Regions from separate parts of the Homo sapiens genome. Here regions 1 and 2 are each linked to region 3. Evidence: chromatin contacts called from ENCODE Hi-C data. All regions are on one chromosome and are shown on one strand. Each heading gives the region's core, a stretch centred on a gene start or an enhancer-like site at or near the end of the contact. The rest is flanking DNA. Distances are from core to core; before and after follow the strand shown.

What was found. A loop is a pair of places that touch in the nucleus more often than their neighbours do. Pooled maps may share reads with other maps.
Region 1: a map with no recorded cell type shows a loop between it and region 3 (22-fold over the local background). The contact joins two enhancer-like sites. A Hi-C loop is called at or near these places in 3 of 37 single-sample maps with no recorded cell type and 4 of 50 pooled maps.
Region 2: a loop to region 3 is called in a map with no recorded cell type, with 22 times the contacts of the local background. The contact joins the promoter of LINC02265 here to the enhancer-like site in region 3. A Hi-C loop is called at or near these places in 2 of 37 single-sample maps with no recorded cell type and 6 of 50 pooled maps.

What each region holds. Positions count from the first base shown.
Region 1 is chr4:40,990,422-40,994,476 of GRCh38, forward strand. The region is part of intron 6 of APBB2 (amyloid beta precursor protein binding family B member 2); the gene reads right to left. Among named protein-coding and RNA genes, the nearest start is that of APBB2, 220 kb to the right of the region's middle. RefSeq lists a silencer at 692-761. Within about 2 kb of position 2,435, at least 9 of the 41 ENCODE cell types and tissues checked have a DNase peak (open chromatin) inside an H3K27ac peak, as active enhancers do.
Region 2 is chr4:40,305,935-40,309,917 of GRCh38, forward strand. LINC02265 (long intergenic non-protein coding RNA 2265) reads left to right here and starts at 1,251. Exons shown (of 4, transcript NR_121641.1): 1 at 1,251-1,552; 2 at 2,343-2,394. RefSeq lists enhancers at 1,671-1,720, 2,291-2,420, 3,425-3,983 and a silencer at 3,358-3,652.
Region 3 is chr4:38,130,699-38,135,196 of GRCh38, forward strand. It overlaps TBC1D1 (TBC1 domain family member 1), which reads left to right. Exons shown (of 22, transcript NM_001396959.1): 21 at 2,386-2,559. Among named protein-coding and RNA genes, the nearest start is that of PTTG2, 170 kb to the left of the region's middle. RefSeq lists a silencer at 2,240-2,379 and an enhancer at 4,351-4,498. Within about 2 kb of position 1,718, at least 28 of the 41 ENCODE cell types and tissues checked have a DNase peak (open chromatin) inside an H3K27ac peak, as active enhancers do.

The DNA of each region.
Region 1 (4,055 bases), core at 1,185-3,684, 2.9 Mb after region 3:
GTGCCAGAAAGGAGTGGTGAGATTCATCCCAAGCCAATCATTTCTCATGAAAGACACTGTGCCATAACCGCTTTTCACACACACAAGAAAGGAGAAAGGGAGGAAGGCAGGGAGAAACTCAGCAAACAGCTCAGGATTTCCACAGCCTACCATTCCAAACCTTTCGCACTTCCAGAAGGCTTCTTGATGGAGTTGTGGCAAGCTCATGGGGGAAATGCTTCACCCCAACGTAACCCAGACCAAATATGCCATTGCACAGGAAGTGGGTGCTGAGTCCAAGTGTGTCCATATGAGCAAAGTAACACAGATTAAACAGTGATTCATTTCATACCAAACTGCATCCATCATTTTAAAAACTGTGTCATCATCCTACTCCAAACTGTATGTGGCATCTTCTCTTCCTCTTCTGCCAAGCAGAGCAAAGACTCTAGGTTACAGCTCATGAAGGTGTAAATTGGGTTGATATGCTCTATGGAGGCAAATGGAGGAAAAAGAAAGGAAGGAAACCCTGAATGGGGGTTGGGGGCAGGGAGGGGTAAGATTTACTCTGCTAACTACATAGATTTCTGGTCATTTTGGACTGAGTTTCATTTTTTTTTTTTTTGGAGGCAAGGTTTCACTCTGTTGCCCAGGTTGCAGGGCAGTGGTGCAATCTTGGCTCACTGCAACTTTCGTCTCAGCCTCCTGAGTAGCTGGAACTACAGATGTGTGCCACTACGCATGGCTAATTTTGTTGTGTGTGTGTGTGTTTTGCTTTTTTTTTTTTTTTTTTTTTTGTAGAAATGAGATCTCACCATTTTGCCCAGGCTGGTCTCGAACTCCTGGGCTCAAGAAATCTGCCTGCCTTGGCCTCCCAAAGTGCTAGGATTACAGGTGTGAGCCACCGTGCCTTGCTGGGTTTTGATTTTTAAATTTTTTATTTTGCTTCCTGGTATTGATTTTTAAAAGTCCCCTGGAAAATGCCTTGCATTTAAAAACCCTCACACCCCTTACGATAACCTATTCTGTCCCTAAAATTAAGACTATAACTTTCAAAACACTTTAGATGAAATTGTGCTAGGCCAGAGTAAGTGATCCTATTTATTTTTTTAAAAATATGTATCCAAAAAGTACAGGGGGAAAAAAAACCTATAGTGTTCTAACTATAGCAATTTCCTCCTGCTTTTATCCCTGTGTCTGAAGTGAGGTCATTTTTGTTTGTTTTTGGCAAGTGAACAGAGAAAAGAAGAAAGAAAAACACACACACACACCCTAGACTTTTCACCCCCTCCTCCTAAAACAGACACACTTGTTAATTTACAGCTTTGAAAATCATCTGGGTAGTTCTTCCATAATTCACCATCTTCCTTGGTTTTCTAGGATTTTTTTTAGAACCTTCAGACCCCAGAGGGCATTTCACTTGAAGATGCTACTCGTCTCATCCCTTCAGAAGGTGGGCTGAGGTTTCCTTAAGAATCTTCTATGAGAGTGGTCTGCAATTAGAAAGTTATAACAATTCTACCTGTGAGGGTGTTCTACAATCAGAACACTGCTCTCACTCTCCCTCCTCCTCCCCATCTCTCTCTCTCACACTCACGCACAGACACCACACACACCACACTCACACTGAAATTAAGAGTGAAAACTGTTAAGGCTAAAAATACTACAGAGAGAAAAGCATCTTTGCTAACACTTAATACTCAGAACAACTTTTTGAAAGTGAAAATGACGATGCTTTACCTGACTGATTATCAATGCAGCTGCCTTTTTTGTTTGTTGCTTGTTTTTAAGAGACAGGGTCTCACTCTGTTGCACAAGCTGGAAGCCAGTGGCATAATTATAGCCTTGACCACCTGGGCCCAAGTGACATCCTCTGCCTCAGCCTCCCGAGTAGCTGGTACTAAAGGTGCACGGCACTACACTTAGCTAATTTTATTTATTTATTTATTTTTGGTAGAGATGGGGGGGGGTCTTTCTATGTTGCCCATGCTGGTCTCAAACTCCTAGCCTCAAACTATCCTCCCACCTCAGCCTCCCAAAGCACTGGGATTACAGGTGTGAGCCACTGCACCAGATTGACACAGCTTTTTAGTTCGCTTCAGCAGCTATAGATTTACCTTCTGATGTAGTTAAACAACATTTTAGATACGTGCTGAACAGCAGTCTTGGACACCTCATTAATATGTAGTAAGGAAGAGAGCAAACCAACACTTGGAAAATTGTTCAATGAGGTGTGTGAAATGACTGGATGGAAACGCTGGTAACCCCTGGAAGTAACGCGGGAAGTATGAAGCCAGCGAGCAGGAGTATCACGAGCAGAAGACCGACCCCCGATGTCCAGGCCAGGGAGCTGCACCACCCTCAGGACCCATCACCTTCCTCACCCCTTCAAGTAAGACCGAGGCTCATGGGCAATGACGAACAAGCCAAACCACAGGGCCGGATGGAGATAGGCCGGCCTGCCATGTGCAGGATCTCTACGTTGTGAAACACTGTCTTCCTGCCTACTTGTTCTAGTCTACTCTGCTGCTTATCTGAAGTTATTTTCTGTTTGTGTACACAATCGTAGTCCCTCTTTTACTCTCTCTCTGTGCTTTTCCTTCAGTGGGAGAATTAATTTTCCATACCAGAATATTTATAAAATCCAATTTTTGCTGAGCCCTTACTACATGGCAATCACTACGTTCTGTGCCCCACATGTCTTGTTTCAGTTAATCATCACAACCACCCCACAAGGCAGAGACTATTATTAACCCTATTTGACAGAGGAGGAAACGTATGGTGTTAAGTGACTCAGCCACAATCATCCATTTAGTAATAGCACAGCTGGGATTTAAATATTCAGTGTTCATAGTGCAGTAAAGCTTATGGCACAAATTCCATTTTAGGGACAAGAACAAGAGAAGAGATTTCCAGTAGTTTAATTTCTGGAGCACAGGAGCAATTAAGAACTCTTCTCTCTTTTTTTTTTTTTTTTTTTTTTTTAACAAAAATGTTTTTTGAGACAGGGTTACCCTTTGTCTCCCAGGCTGAAGTGCAGTGGTGTGATCTTGGCTCACTGCAGCCTTGACCTCCGGGGCTCAAGGAGATCCTCCCACCTCAGCTTCCTGAGTAGCTGGGACTACAGGCACGTGCCATCATACCCAGCTAATTTTTTGTTTATTTTTTATAGAGATGAAGTCTCATTATGTTGCCCAGGCTGGTCTCAAACTCCTGGCCTCAAGCAATCCTCCTGCCTCAACCTCCCAAAGTGCTGGGATTACAGCATAAGCCATCATGCCTGGCCACTTCTACTTGATTCTATCAAAAACAAAAGAAAATATTATTTTTTAAAAGAAAATAAATGTTTTCCACGTTTTTCATTAAGGCTGTGATTCTTGTTAAATGTTAGCCAGATCAGTATCCATTATAATAGGAACACAGCACTTCAAACACAACAGAAGGCCCTAACTAAAGCAGTTCCTGTGTCAGAATCTGAGCCATGCTTCTCAAATGATGCATAGAGGAGGAAGTTAAAATGCAGGTTCCTGAGACCCACTACCTGCGTCTGAGTCTGTAAGGCACAGGTAGGGCCCAGGTATCTACATTTAAAGAAACACCTAGGAGAGGCTGGGCGCGGTAGCTCACACCTGTAATCCCAGCACTTTGGGAGGCCAAGGCAGGCAGATCACAAGGTCAGAAGATCAAGACCATCCTGTGAATGGTGAAGCCCCGTCTCTACTAAAAATTACAAAAAATTAGCCGGGCACGGTAGCGGGCGCCTGTAGTCCCAGCTACTCGGGAGGCTGAGGAAGGAGAATGGCGTGAACCTGGGAGGTGGAGCTTGCAGTGAGCCGAGATCGCGCCACTGCACTCCAGCCTGGGCAACAGAGCAAGACTCATCTCAAAAAAAAAAAAAAGAAACACCTAGGAGTTCTGATGCAGACAGACTACAGGCCAAACTTACTAGCTGCAACGAGATTTTCTCCAAGACTTGCAAATGAAGAAAATAAGATTGCTCTTGAAGTTAAAGTATGATAGTTGAATCAGTCAATGGATCAAAACCAAGAAATGGAGTAAGAGTGAGATAAGATGTC
Region 2 (3,983 bases), core at 1-2,500, 2.2 Mb after region 3:
TACGATTTAGTATTATAGCAACTTTTTTTAAAAAGCAGAAGTGCTAAGAAAAGTTAAGGAACTCAACAAAGCTTGCATCGCTAGGAAGTAAAAAGCCAGAATTTTGATTTAAATCTAATGACCTATGTTTATTCCATATTATGCAGCCTCTTGGATGCTCTAATGCTGGCCTAATCAGGAGAAAGAGGCAAATGAGATCACGGTCAAAACTGCTGGGGAAGTCAGGTGCAGTGGCTCACGCCTGTAAACCCAGCACTTTGGGAGGCTGAGGAAGGAGAATCACTTGAGCCCAGGAGGTCAAGGCTGCAGTGAGCTATGATTGCACCACTGCACTCCAGCCTGGGTGACAGCGTGAAACCCTGTCTCAAACAAACAAGCAAAAACTACCAGGATTGAAAATATCTGAGTGAGGAAGATGGTTTGTAATGGAGGCAAGCTAGCAAGAAAAGAATGTGGGGGAGGGGTTCTATACCTGCATCAGATCATCTGAGGGCCCACAGTGCAGCTCCGTGGGCTCTGAGGGATTGTGTAAGAGGCAGCTGGCAGATATGCATGGGGTGGGCTGATCTGGCAAAAAGACGAGATAAATCTGAAAAATACATTTTACAGTGCTCTTTACACTGAAGAATCTTGCAGAGTAACTGGTAGATATGATAAGGGATAGAGAAGGAATTACTGCTTAATAGCTAGCCAGACACTGGCATTAAGGTTTCTGCATATTTAAATGGGTGTGCTTTTCCCATCCCTGACAGATTCTTTTGTTTTCCCCTACGTCCTTAGGTTCCTCTTTTATACAAATGGCCTCTATGTCCATTCACACTGTTCTGCAAGATCAAAGGAGAAAATAATTCCCAAAGCAATGTTCTGGGACACTGAGGGTCATCAAACATCAAGTGAAATTTGATCAACTTGCATTTTTATGTATTATCTCTTACCTTTTGCATCTTCAGAAAGGCAGTTTATCTTTATTTTCATTTAGTGGTAAAATATTTTCTAATAGCATCAGTGAAATCCTGTTGAAAGTCAATGGCCAGCTTTTTAGACATAAGACAAATGAGAGTTCTGTTGGGCACAACAGAACTGCTAACAGGTCTTTCACTATATTTCTTTCTCTCTCAGCCATTGATGGGTGTCTGACACCTCCAAACTCCCTCTATGCTGGGCTGATTAGAAGTGGAGGAGTTGTCTAAGATGCAACTGTTTGAACTTCAGCGGTGGAAGGTTGGGCAGCTGGGCCCCAGGTGTGTGCATTCAGACTGTAGCAGGAGTGATGCCCTCTCCCCGTGGTCCATCAAGCTCTATCTATAAGATGAGTCTCAGGAGACTGAGTACCAACCTCTAGACAGGAGCAGGGAGGGATATAAAATAGAAATGTTGACAAGGCAAAGAGAATGATGCCCCCAAGGCCACTGTGGTTCTACAGACTTATGTTTGTGCTCGAGTTAGAGCAGGATGAGGTTGGAAATGAAGCTTACAGAGTTACAAGGGACGGCGGTAGTTCCAGAAAGGACAGGGTCATCTGGTTTTTGGAAGGCATCTTGGAGATTTCATCGTACGTAAGCCATCCAGAGCTAGTATGTGGGCTGCATGATGTTGGGGACTTGCTTTCCTCCTGTCTTTTTGCTCTACTGTTCTCGATACAGAACTTCTCCCTGTGAGGTCCGATGGTAGTTAGGGAGCAATGGTGCTAATAGGAGGCTTTGTTAATGAGAACAGGGATGCCTGCTAGATTTGGGGTTAGAAAGGAAAACAAAGAAATGTGATGAGGTCCTAGTGTCGTTGGCAGCTGGCAAATTCATTACATCATCAAGCTCTCTGACTTAAGTCTCTTGCCTACCTTGCGCTGGTTAAAACGAAAATGTAGCCCTCAGCGCCGCAGAAAACAATTCTCCAGGGCTGTGACCATGGGGTGCCAGGGAGGAAGTGAAACTAATTGGGCAAAGACTCTTCCTGTCTGTCCATTCCTCTGTGTGGCCCTCTGGTAGAAGCAAGGATTTATGCATGTTGGGCTAGATATGAGTGAAAAAGGGGAAACATGGTCTGAAGGAGGACTTTGGGGTCAGGAATAGTCTAAAGTTTAGCAATTTTCTTTTGCTTTAGGAATCGCTCTTTGACCTCATTTTTTTTTTCTTTTTAAGTGAAGTTTCCAAGCAGAAAAGGCAGTATTTGCCAAGTGCTACAATTCACTCTAAGCTGATTGGGTTCTGAACACGAAGGCCCTTTTTACTCTCACAATCATTTAAAAACAGTAGTAGTAAGTGGGGTGTTTTCGCACTAATTTACAGGTTCCTCATTTGTTGCTATGATGACCCCCTGAGGCCGGAATTGTTATCCTCTTACAGATGGGGCAGTTGAAGCTCAGAGAGAAGTGGCTTGACCAAGGCCCAACGGCAGGTGAGCAGCAGAGTCTAGGGTTTTATCTTTCTATCACACCTGTCACCGTGGTGCCCGGGGATGAGCAGTCACTTCAGATAAACGTTGAGGTTTCTGTTACCAGCCGTCCTCCGGGCCCAGTGTGATTAGTCTACTTTGCTCAGCTTCCTGTAGGTGTGTTGTGATACTCTGTAGATACTTTATTTCCTCTTCTCCCCTAGTTCGTCCAGAAATACAAACTGTTGAATTTCTTTATCATCATTTTAGAAGTGATAAACATTCCCAAAAGGTATGTTATTTCTGCCATGGAGTTGGCAGTCTTTATTCATGCAGAATGCATTCTGGAGTGTTTTGTTTTAGTGAAAAGAAGACATTCTTAGAAATTGAAGACAAAGAGGAGAGGAAGTGAGCCCGCAGGGGGCATGTTCCCATGGGATTGGGAGTCAGGCATCTTTAGGTATCTCTGCTCCCTTCTCCTCGGGAGAAAGCAAGGACCACTGCCTTCTAAGTCAAGCAGACCTTGGTTCAAATCCCAGCTCTGGCGAAAATTCTTGAGGAAGATATTTAACCTCTCTGAGCCTCAGTTTCCTCATCTAGAAAATGGGGAGAATAATATCACTTTCTTCATTGGGTCATTGGGGGGAATTTAATGAAGTAATGCAACATTTTTCCAAGTGTGATATACATCCTATAGGTGATAGATGATTTTCTGGTGATATAGATATTCTAATGTAATAATTATAACATACACACACCAGCACACCAAAATCATCATTTCACAGGTCTGATTGCTTAGGGTGTGGCTAGGTAAGAAGCATATATAACCCACATTAAAGACTATTTTAATACAATGTTAAATGTGTGATAGAGATGGCATCAGTGGACTAGAGAGGGGGAACGACCATCACCAGGAATCCCTGAAGGAATGTGTATGAAAGTGGGCCCTGCCCACTTTGGTTGAAGTCTTCCACCCTGGTTGACTTTGGACAAAGGAAACCAGGCAGATCCAGGTTGGATGGGAAGGCTGGCTCTCCCTGAGACCTGAAGCCAGGGGCCCTGTGAAGAGTCCCTGTTAATTTCATCTTGCGCTGCTGCCCTCTGGTGTTCACGCGCTGTTCCCAGTGTCTTGAGAGCAAGTCAAAGCCGAGCCAGTGCGATTTAGAGCGTGAGCGCGACCCTGTCTGGCCCTTCTCCCACTTCTTTGTTTCCCTGCTTTCAGGGACTTTCCGAGTCCCATCAATCCCACCACCTTGGCCTATCCTCCCCCAAGTGTCACTTCCTCCTGCAGCCTAGTCGCAACTCCCCTTCCCCCAAACTCCTTACTAATCAGCAGAGGATGCTCTGGTTCTCAGGTGTGAACAACAAATGAGCTTAGTTTACTGAGGGGACATTTGTTTTAAAAGAGAAACCAGTTTAACAAAACAAAAACTCAAGTCAGCAGGAAGTGAAGTGGCTATATTTTTGAAATGAGGGTCTTTCCTTGTCTCCCAAGCTTCCTCTACAGAATGGAACCTGCTCTTTAAGCAGGCAGCCACATCCCGGGAATGAAATCCTTCAAAGGGAATGAATTGCCTTTCTTCCCAGCCAATTCTACAAGAAACTTTCAAATA
Region 3 (4,498 bases), core at 468-2,967:
GGGCACTGCACTTGTCCAGCCTCAGGAGTGACTCAGACCAGAAATGAAAACACCTTAAAGTGTATATATCTTGTTTTCCTATCAACACCTAGTTTTTAATATTCGTCTGTTTTATTCATCTGAGACAACATACCAAAGGATTGGGTTTTTAATGTTAGGCCTTCCTGCTCTTTCTCTGGCTGAGAACTGCTCCTGGCAGTGGATCACTTGTGCTGTCTAAGTGTGCAAGGACAGGCGCCCCTCCCAATTCTTTTCTTTCCCCAAGTAATTAGCCCAAGGGCTGAAGCCCTCGTTCAGTGACCAGGGTTCTCCTTTGACCACCAGCCTCATATTGCCATGGTTTGGGGTAAATTCAGGGGCATAACTGCAGAATGAAGGGCCTAGGAGTCTTGGCAGTCAGGAGATCATCAGGCAATTAAGCAGAGATGATTGTGACCCAGGGTGGTTCCTAGGGATTAATGGAGGCCTGGAAGAGTTTATGGCTTTGGGTACTGCTGAGAGCCATTAACTTAACACAGAACATCAATCCGTAGGAAAAGCCAGAGGTTTTGTTCCCAGGCTTTCCAGGTTAGGAGATCACTTAAATCTTTGTGAAAGAAAAAAAGTAATAGTGTACATGACATTTATTCAGCACCATATTTATAATTATACATGAGTGCCAAACAATCTCAGTTTTAACATTTGTGGTTTTTACTGTTCAGACTATTCAGAAGTTCCATGACGTGGCATCCATTGATGATGGTTTTGCTGAGGTTGAAATGTGAGGGTTTTGTGGCAGGTGTGTGGAAGCAGATCCCTTAGCTAAGAGAGCGCCTGCTCAACCTGCCAGGCGTGTGCTGGGAACTTCCAGGAGTTGCCTCGTTTAATTCTCACAGCCATCCTGGGAGGTAGGCGCTGTCTGCCCCAGGTGGGAGGCCAGGAACTGTGGCTGAGAGAGGTTAAGTACCGAGCTCAAGTCATTCATAGAGTCGCCAGTGGAGCCGCAATTTTAAGGCTGACTCAAAGCCTCTGAGCCAGTTACCTCGGCTGTCAAATGGAGATAATAATCCCTGCTGACCTCACGGTCGCTCTGAAGGACAAAAGAGAATCAGTTCAATCCAGTAAACAATTCTCTCTCTCCCTCTTACTCCCCTCGCACACATGCACACACACCCCACAGATATAATGGATTTTAGTTTTTAGGCATCAAATGACTTTTGTGCCTTATTAATATTATCCACTGAATCAAAAACAGCAAGCTGAAAAATTCATCTCAAGGAAGAGAAAATAAGATTGTTGGGAATGGTGAGAAAGGAAACATGGTTTTTGAAAATTGATTCCAGGGAAGATAGGCTAGTTTGAATGCCAGTAGGGAGCCATCAGAAGAAGTAGTTTTACACTGATTTTTAACAATATTGGAGTTGCTTAAGGCAATGCAATAGAGAGGCAGTTTCTGCCCTTTTAAAGCCTGACTTCACTTTCTGAATGTGTGTTCTGATCTAGCAGGGTTTTTTTTTTTTTTCTTTTAAGATGGTCCCAGCTTGACTGCATTCTCAGATCCATCAGATAAACGTTAGGGCTTCACTGCTGTGCTGAGAGGCCCCAGCCCCTGGGGTTCTCTCATAGAAACAACTGGAAAGAAAGGAAATGCCTTGGGCAGCAGCAGCAGCAGCTGTCTTCTGATTCTGCTTTCCGCCCTGCCTTCCTTACCAAGAGAAAGTACAGACACGGACGGCTTGAGTCACTTAGGCACTTAGGAGTTGTTTTTCACACGTGTGGTGTTTTCGTCACCATTACTATTGTGGGAAAGAAGACAACTCAGGCATCGTTTCGTATTCACTCATCTGTGTGGGTGACATGTGGGTTTTGGCTCATTTCTGCATATTTGTGTGCAAAGGAGAGTTTTTTAGTAAACAGTCCCATTACTTAGCTGTTCTTGTAACTCTGAAAACCCAACTGAACTATAATTAAACTTTGACTTGGTGACTCTGCAAACAGGCTATGATTCTTTTGTTTCTTTTCTCCTTTTAACCCATAGTTGATGTATCTAACCTAACAGAATTTTCAGAGAAAAGAAGTGAAATAAGAACTAAAAATAAATTTTTATGTCTTTAAAAATGAGAGGTTTTTTTTTTTTTTTTGGCTTTTGGAAGGTGAGTATCAAAAACCTGTACTTAATGTTACCTTGGAATTATTTCTAGATGTTTCTTATATCCTTTTGTCCCAAGTAAAATTATTACCTTCTCAGTGCGTAGTTTTTCTTATTTATTACTTCTAGTACCAAGTGTAGAGCTAAGCGTAGAGGAGACGCTTCACAGGTGCGCATTGTCGTGATTGCAGACGCCTGCCTGTACTTGTGGGGTTTTTCTCAGTTTTAGTACGTGATGACTTTTCTTTCTATAACAGGTATTTGAAATGGACATCGCTAAACAGTTACAAGCTTATGAAGTTGAGTACCACGTCCTTCAAGAAGAACTTATCGATTCCTCTCCTCTCAGTGACAACCAAAGAATGGATAAATTAGAGAAAACCAACAGCAGCTTACGCAAACAGAACCTTGACCTCCTTGAACAGTTGCAGGTAGAGCATATTTATAAAGCAGCTTCCTGAATCACAAATATATGGTAGTTCATTAACTCACCAAAGGCAACAGCAGGCTGGGCTTTCCCATGACCAGAGGACCTTTCCCACCCTGATCTGTTTATAGTTGGGATCAAAGGTATCCCGGGAGAATGGGTCCTTTTTATTATGGAGCAGACAGATTGTCCTTTGCTAAGGTCAGGCAGTCCCAGAGCTTTCTGAGAGGCTGTTTCTGCACTTAACTCTTTTAGGGGACAGGCCCAGAGATGAACTTGGATTCAGGATGCCGTGGCCTGTTAGCTGAATGCCAGCCGTTGTCATTACTCAAAGAGAATCTAAGAGCTTTTAACTTCTATGAGCAAAACCAGCTAGGTCCACAGAGGGATGGTAAAGGAGGAAAGTAACACAGAAATAAATATAACAAACCAGAAGAGATGATAATTCTTTGTGAGTCCTTGGTGCATATACAAAGATTTGATTAATGAAGGTCTCAGTTCTCCCCTCTAGAAACTTCCATTTCAACACGGATATACTCAGGTGAGGACATACAGAAGAAAGACCAGTTGAGACTGTGCACGCAGGAGGGTGTGCAGAGCAAGCACTGAGGTGCAGCACGGAGACCAGAGCTGGCCAGGTCCAGCATCACCCCCACCCCCACATCACCCAGGCACACTGCCCAAAAGAACACCTAACTGCGGAGTGCAGCTCTTTTGTCAATCTGATGGCATGAAGCAACCATATGTTCTACTTTTTTCTACTTTTTTTAATGTCACAAGTGTGTAGCAGTGCTGTCCCTGTTAAGGAGTTGTTTTGAGGGTGTTTTTAAAAGTTGTTTTTGAGTGGCTGTGGATAAAAATACATATTTTTGCCGAAATTTTTATGGTGTTCCTGGGCTGTCCTGAGAATAAGTTCCATTCTGATCTAAGCCTCTGATTTTTCTTCATAGAAAGATGAGCTTTGCAGACACAAGCTTGGCAGCAAGGTGAGAAAGGCCAGCCTAGTGAGTCAAGCTATCTGAAATGCATTCCTCCCAGCGGGCATTCCATCCCAGCATACCCTATCAGATATGTGAAAGAGAGGAACCAAGACCGAATGCTATTCCTGCCCAGCCCTAATAACCACTCACATTCTGAAATTTAACTTCTTTTTTTCCCCTGAGATGTCCTAACTGAAAATATGCCTGTATACAATTTACCCTGGAAGTCTCAGCCATCACTCAAGGGAAGTCTCCAGAGGGTGAAGAGCCTGTCTGGCCTGTAGGGGTACACAGTGTAGGTGGTCATTTTAAATGGCTTCCAAGCCAATGATAGGTCCCTGAAATATAACATGGTGGAAACTTCTAATAAAGCTCACATTTGCATTGAAGTGTTTAGCTTGTTAAGATAGGCAGTTCTCAAATAAAAGGTTTGTTTTATTGGGTAAATGACCTTGTAGTTTTTTGGTGACAGAGCATAGAAAGTAATTTCATGCTGCTCCTGTGCTATTGTTTTTGTGAAGACAGGGAGCTGTGAAAAACTGCTTAGCTACCTACATTCCTCAATAAAGGCATCAGACAGTAATTGGTGATTACAGATGTTCTCCCTGGAATGGTCGTTCTCTTGACCAAGTAGTCCTACACTTCTGGAAGGATCATTCAGAACTGTGGTCTATGCCAACCCACCAGTAGTTCCTGAGTCCCTGCAGTGCTGAGTGCTGGGGGCCACCAAGTTGAGTAAGACACTGCAGCTCTCAAAGAGTTGGATCTAGGATTGTATTGTATCGATTTGTGGTGTTTGGATATAGTTTTTCCATGATCCCCTACGAAAATATGCCTCTCATATGTAAGAATCATGCCTCCTCCGTGTACACTTTTCAGACACTGACAAGGAAGGGTGTTCAATACAGTACTGAATTTTCATATAGCTTTTCTGGGGGGGCCAAAATACCAAAATCAACCCAT